Regions from separate parts of the Homo sapiens genome. Here region 1 is linked to region 2. A link is a contact called in ENCODE POLR2A ChIA-PET data. All regions are on one chromosome and are shown on one strand. Each heading gives the region's core, a stretch centred on a gene start or an enhancer-like site at or near the end of the contact. The rest is flanking DNA. Distances are from core to core; before and after follow the strand shown. Region 1 holds the start of CZ1P-ASNS (CZ1P-ASNS readthrough). Region 2 has its middle 21 kb from the start of LMTK2.

What was found. ChIA-PET counts read pairs that join two places held with the same protein, here RNA polymerase II (POLR2A).
Region 1: POLR2A ChIA-PET joins it to region 2 with 10 read pairs in Panc1. The contact joins the promoter of CZ1P-ASNS here to the enhancer-like site in region 2. POLR2A ChIA-PET finds 5 or more read pairs at or near these places in 4 of 52 experiments (Panc1, activated T-cell and endothelial cell of umbilical vein).

Annotation. Positions count from the first base shown.
Region 1 is chr7:97,971,108-97,973,807 of GRCh38, forward strand. It overlaps CZ1P-ASNS (CZ1P-ASNS readthrough), which reads right to left and starts at 1,251. Exons shown (of 19, transcript NR_147989.1): 1 at 1,028-1,251. It also overlaps the pseudogene CCZ1P-OR7E38P and the pseudogene CCZ1P1. RefSeq lists a silencer at 847-1,156.
Region 2 is chr7:98,084,325-98,087,622 of GRCh38, forward strand. No RefSeq gene overlaps it. Among named protein-coding and RNA genes, the nearest start is that of LMTK2, 21 kb to the right of the region's middle. Within about 2 kb of position 1,412, at least 6 of the 41 ENCODE cell types and tissues checked have a DNase peak (open chromatin) inside an H3K27ac peak, as active enhancers do.

The DNA of each region.
Region 1 (2,700 bases), core at 1-2,500, 110 kb before region 2:
CTAGAGCTAATCTGTAATACACCAATGCTTGTAAGAAATAAAGGTTTGCACATCTGCAGACACATAGCTCCCTGAAAATTAAATCCAGCCAGTTCCCAAGCATTTGAACTGACGAGTTTTTTTTTTTTTTCTTTTTCTGGAGATGGGGTCTCTGTCACCCAGGCTGTAGTGCAGTGGCCCAATTACAGCTCACCTGCAGCCTCAATCACAAGCGATCCTCTGGCCTCAGCCTCCTGAGTAGCTGGAAATACAGGTGCGTGCCACCACACCTGGCTCATTTTTCGATTTTTTTTTTTTTTTTTTTTTTTTTTTTGGTAGAGTCGGGGGTCTTGCTTTGTTGCCCAGGCTGGTCTGGAACTCCTGGCTCCAAGTAATCCTCCCATCTCGGCCTCCTAAAGTGCTGGGATTACAGGCGTGAGTTACAGCGCCCAGCCTGGACAGTCTTTAAAAGAACTCTGACTTGCTGGTAACGAAACACAGCTCCGGACATCCTTTGAGAAAGTCGCCGTCCCCACCTCAGAAAACACACACACACACACACGTGTCCCGGAACTTACACACACACACACGTGTCCCGTAACTAACTTACACACACACACACACACGTGTCCCGGAACTAATTTTCCTCATTTGGGTGAAAACTTTTACAGGGTCCTCCAGGCTTGCATCATTTGAAGGCTAGCGTCTGCCACTCTGCTTCCACGCTTCTAGTTGGGGACTACCCACTTAACAAAGCCAAGTTCAATTTTAATTTCCCAGAACTGACGCAACGCAAAGCGCAAAGAGACTGAACCTGGGGTGTGGAGTGATACAGACCTGACGGGGCTTTATTCCATAGACAGACATCGACCCAGGACCTGAAGCGGTCCCTGCCTGCTGTCAGGTCCCCGCCGCAGCCCCCGGCCCGGGCTCAGCACCTGGCACAACGCAGGCTAGGTCAGTGCCGCTCGAGGTGGGCAGAACCACAGGGCCGCCGCCCCTGGGGGGCACCGACGCCGCCCGCTCACGCGCCGCCCCCTCCGCATACCTCTCCTTCCCGCGGCCAGAAGCGCGGGTTGTAGATGAAGAAACTCAGCAGCGCCGGCAGGAACTGCTTCTCCTGGGCCGCCGAGGGCCCGCTCCCAGCCCCGGCCGCCGCTGCAGCCATCCCGGCCGGGTCCCCACCTCGGGAGCCTCCCACAGCCAGCCCAGAGAAAGCAGCCACCTGCTAGAACACCGCACTTCCGCCTCCCTCGCCACCACCCCGGAAGCGCTCGCCGCCGACCAGGAAGAAGAACCCGCCTCGCAGCGTCCTCTTCTGGCACCCCAGGGTGGCCTTGTTGTCTGTTTCCCGGCCGAGTTTGTGTTTTGCTGGCTCGCGGAGTTTTCTCCTGGCTACGGGCGAGGGTTGCGCGTTTCAGGAAAAACTGAGTGGGGCACTGTTTGTTTGTTTGTTTGTTTTTTGATAGGATCTCAGTTTGTCATCCAGTCTGGAGTGTAGCGGCGGGATCTCAGCTCACTGCAGCCTCAACCTCTGGGACTCAAGCCATCCCCCTGCCTCAGCCTCCCAAGTAGCTAGGATTACAGGGCGCGCCATCAAGGCCAGTTTTATTTTTTGTAGAGGTGGGGTCTGTGTTGCCCAGGCTGCTCTCGAACTCCTGGCTTCACATGGTCTCCCATTTCGACCTCCCAAAGTGCTCCGATTATAGGCGTGAGACACCACCGCCCAACCTGTTGTTGTTTTGGTGGTATTGTTTTTAATTTAATTTAGAGACAGGATCTCGCTTTGTCACCCGGGTTGGAGTGCAGTGGTGCCATCATAGCTCACTGCAGCCTCAACTCCCAGGCTCAAGCGATCTTCCCACCTCAGCCTGAGTAGCTGAGACCACATGCATGCACCACCATGCCCAGATAATTAAAATATATATATATATATATATATATATAGAGAGAGAGAGAGAGAGAGAGAGAGAGAGAGAGTTAGAGAGTAGAGACAGGGTCTCACTTTGTTGCCCCAGCTGGTCTCGAACTCTTGGCATCAAGGGATCCTCCTGCCTCTGTTACTGGATGGAAGGTCTTGACCGTGGATTGCCCAGGTTCTTGGCGTGTTGAACAAAGAATTGAACAAAATGCACAAAGTAGCAAAAGAACAAAGCAACGAAAAGAAACAAAAGAAAAAACCGGAGTAAGGAAGAGACAGATTTATTGAAGCGAAAGTACAATTCACACAGCAGGAGCGGGATAGAGCAAACGGTTCGATAGCACCCGTCAGGATTTTTATTAAGCTGGAAGAATTAGGTAACGCCCCTAGGTGCCCGTTAGATGCCTCCGATTGGTTACACCCTCTGAAGGATTGGCCTGTGACCAATCAGAGGCTGAAGTGGAGACTTGCGCACCACCACCCACCCCCCGCCGTCAATCAGAAGCTGTCACCCTCCCCCCGCCCCCCTCTCCGCCTGATTGACGGAATGAACACGTGGCCTCCATGCTGCCTAATCTTGCCTAGAACTGGCTGCACCTGCTGTTCTTTTGTTTCTGCCTTAACCCTTGGTTACCCTCATGCCCTATTCTGCCTCACCTGGCCTCCCAAAGTGCTGGGATTACGGATGTGAGCCACCCACACCTGGCCCATTGTTTTGTTTTTAGTTTATTTAAAAAGTATTTTATTCTAAGACAGCACTTTGCTCTGTTGTCCAGGCTGGAGTGCAGCGGCCAGATCAT
Region 2 (3,298 bases), core at 162-2,661:
AGATGGGGTCTTGCCATGTTGGCAAGGCTGGCCTCAAACTCCTGGCCTCAAGTGATCCACCTGTCTCGGCCTCCCAAAGTGCTGAGATTACAGGTGTGAGCCATCGTGCCCGGTCAAGGTATGATTGCATTTCTAAAGGGCTAAGTAGGAAATGAGGAACAGGGGAAACAGAAAAGAGGAAAAAATAATAAATAATTACTCATTCTCTTTTTCTTAGAAAAATAGGGGTACTTGGTTACTAGGTGAGCAGATGGGGTTGGTCAATTTCCCCCAAGAGGAAATAGATGCAGAGAGAGAAACTAATAACCTCAAGGCCCAAATGAAGTCAGTAGCAGAAGGCTGGCTTCCTCAAAAGCCCATCCTTCCTGCTGATGATCAAATACTGCCCTAGTCTTCTTGGCATCACCCACAGGAAAACAGAGGCACTCTGATTCCTGCATGGGTAAAATGGGCACAGCTCCACCCTCAGAGGACTTATTCAGGGGAGCGATGTCATACCTCACAGGAGATGCCTGCGAGCCACCTGGGACACACAGCTGTCCAGGCATCCTGAACCAAGTCTGCAATTGTTTATGGCTTATTCATGGGGAATCAGAGAAGGGCAAACACGCTTGCCCTCTTAGCAGATGAGTTGTGGGTTGTGATTACAACCTGGGTGTACAAGGGGCAGTGAAAAGCCCAATTTCTTTCTTTTTTTTTTTTTTTTGAGAAGGAGTCTCATTCTGTCACCCAGGCTGGAGTGCAGTGGCGCGATCTCAGCTCACTGCAACCTCCACCTCTCGGGTTCAAGTGATTCTCCTGCCTCAGCCTCCCAAGTAGCTAGGATTACAGATGCCCGCCACCACAGCCGGCTAATTTTTGTATTTTTGGTAGAGACAAGGTTTCACCATGTTGGACAGGCTGGTCTTGAACTCCTGACCTCGGGTGATCCACCTGCCTTGGCCTCCCAAAGTGCTGGGATTACAGGCATGAGCCACCGCACCCAGCGAAAAGCCCCATTTCTGTTTGTTTGTTTTGTTTGTTTGTTTGTTTTTGAGACGGAGTCTCGCTCTGTTGTCCAGGCTGGAGTGCAGTGGCGCGATCTCAGCTCACTGCAAACTCCGCCTCCCGGGTTGAAGCGATTCTCCTGCCTCAGCCTCCCGAGTAGCTGGGATTACAGGCATGTACCACCATGCCCAGCTAATTGTTTGTATTTTTAGTAGAGGCAATGTTTCACTGTGTTAGCCAGGATGGTCTTGATCCCCTGACCTCGTGATCTGCCCACCTTGGCCTCCCAAAGTGCTGGGATTACAGGCGTGAGCCACCATGCCCAGCGAAAAGCCCCATTTCTAACAAAGTTTGGCAATTAAATAAGTAGCCACAACTCCTTCTGCTATTAAATAATAAAGCCATTGAGTGTTACACAGAAAGAACCACAAATTCCGGCCAAGCCTGTTGGTGGCTGTTGGAACCGCCCTAATAAACAATTTCAGGTACAAGCAGGTGTGGCAGAGGGAGGTGCAGGAAGTTCCCTGGGGCCTCCCAGCCTAGGCCCCCCAGCAGTGGGAGTGGGGGCCTGCTGGTGAGGCCTGGCTTCCTGCTGGGCTCTGAACCCAAAAAGAAGCCAAAGGCAGACCCAGAGAGCAACTGCAAACAGTGATGAGATGGTTGATTTGGGTGACCTTGGACCCGGGATTCTGGACTGCTGGGTTACAGGGGAGTCACTTCCTCACTTCTCACCTTATAGGGTCACATGGAGCGTTTGCTCCCCAGCGATTTGGGGAAGGTAGAAGCGACTCCTTAGAGTATCTTGAAGTAGGGGCTTACAATCAGACAGACAGAGAAAAAGCTCCCCCTATTCCTCTTTCCCGCTGCCCCTCACTGAGATACGTGGATGAGACAGGGTGGCATTGCATGGGGTGGTGGAGAGTCCCAGGCGGGTCTTGCTGGAGGAGCTCCCCAAGGACTCCCTTTGCTGGAAGGCTCCAGTCCCCGTTCTGGTCCAATGCCAAGGAAGGGACAGAGGATGACGCTGCATGAGCTGATTAATCCCTGGGAAGACAACGGGCCCTGCCCTACCTGCCCATGTGCCAGTCTGGCACCAACTCGCCCAGCCTGTTCCAGCTGGCCTGGTAGAAACTGACGCAGCAGGTGACTCCCTCGGTTTTATGGGCTTGGGGCAAAAGTCGTGTGGCCAGCAGAGTGGCTGAGGCAGGTAGAGTTTTCCACAGCGGCCTGGGCTCTCCTTGTCCTAGAAGTCTAACAAGTCATCTTCTTGTTTACCCTGGTGCCTCCCTGGAACATAACCTGACACATCACGGGCACTTCCTGTGTGTGTTGAAATAATTGTCAAAGAATTGGTAAGGAGCAGATGTGAGCAGAACATGTGCCCTGCGCAAGAGAAGCCCGTGGTCCCCAGAAACTTACAATTCTTTTCTTTTTTAAATTTTTTCTTTTTGTTTTTAAGATAGGGTCTTGCTGTGTCACCCAGGCTGGAGTGCAGTGGTGTGATCGTGGCTCACTGCAGCCTCTACCACTGGGGCTCAAGGGATCCTCCCACCTCAGCCTCCTGAGTAGCTGGGACCACAGGCATGTGCCACCATGCCCAGCTAATTTTTAATATTACTGTTTTAAAATACATGTAATTGTATTGAGTCTATCTTCTCTAAGGACAAAGGTTTACTCAGCAACTATTAACTTCAGGGTAGAGCTTGTTCTCCACCTCTGCTCTTCACCCTACTCCCCAGCCCCGATCTCACCAGAAAGCAAACCTTAACAGGGTCTCTCACCTGAGGGGTATCCAGGAGCAATTTGGTCCACACCTCATCTTCGCAAAAAGCTTTTAACGTATACTTTGTTGTTGTTGAGACAGGATCTTGCTCTGTTGCCTAGGCTGGAGTGCAGTGGTTCAATCATGGCTCACTACAGCCTTGATCTCTTAGGCTCAAGTGATCACAATCCTCCTGCCTCAGCCTCCTGAGTAGCTGGGACTACAGGTGTGCGCAGCCATGCCGGCTAATTTTTTTTTTTTTTTTTTTTTTCTGTAGAGATGGGGCCTTGCTATGTTGCCCAGGGCAGTCTTGAACTCTTGGTCTCAAGTGATCTTCCCACCTCAGCCTCCCAAAGTGCTGGGATTACAGGCATGAGGCACCGAGGCATGAGACGGGCCTCAATGTACACTTTTGACGTTATTCGGTTTTGACTCTGATACTTAGCAAGGATGCCGGAGCCAGGCTACCTGAGTGTGAACCCTGCTTCTGTCACTTACTAGCTATGTGACCTTGGCCAAGGTCCTTATCTTCTCTGTTTCTGTCTCCTC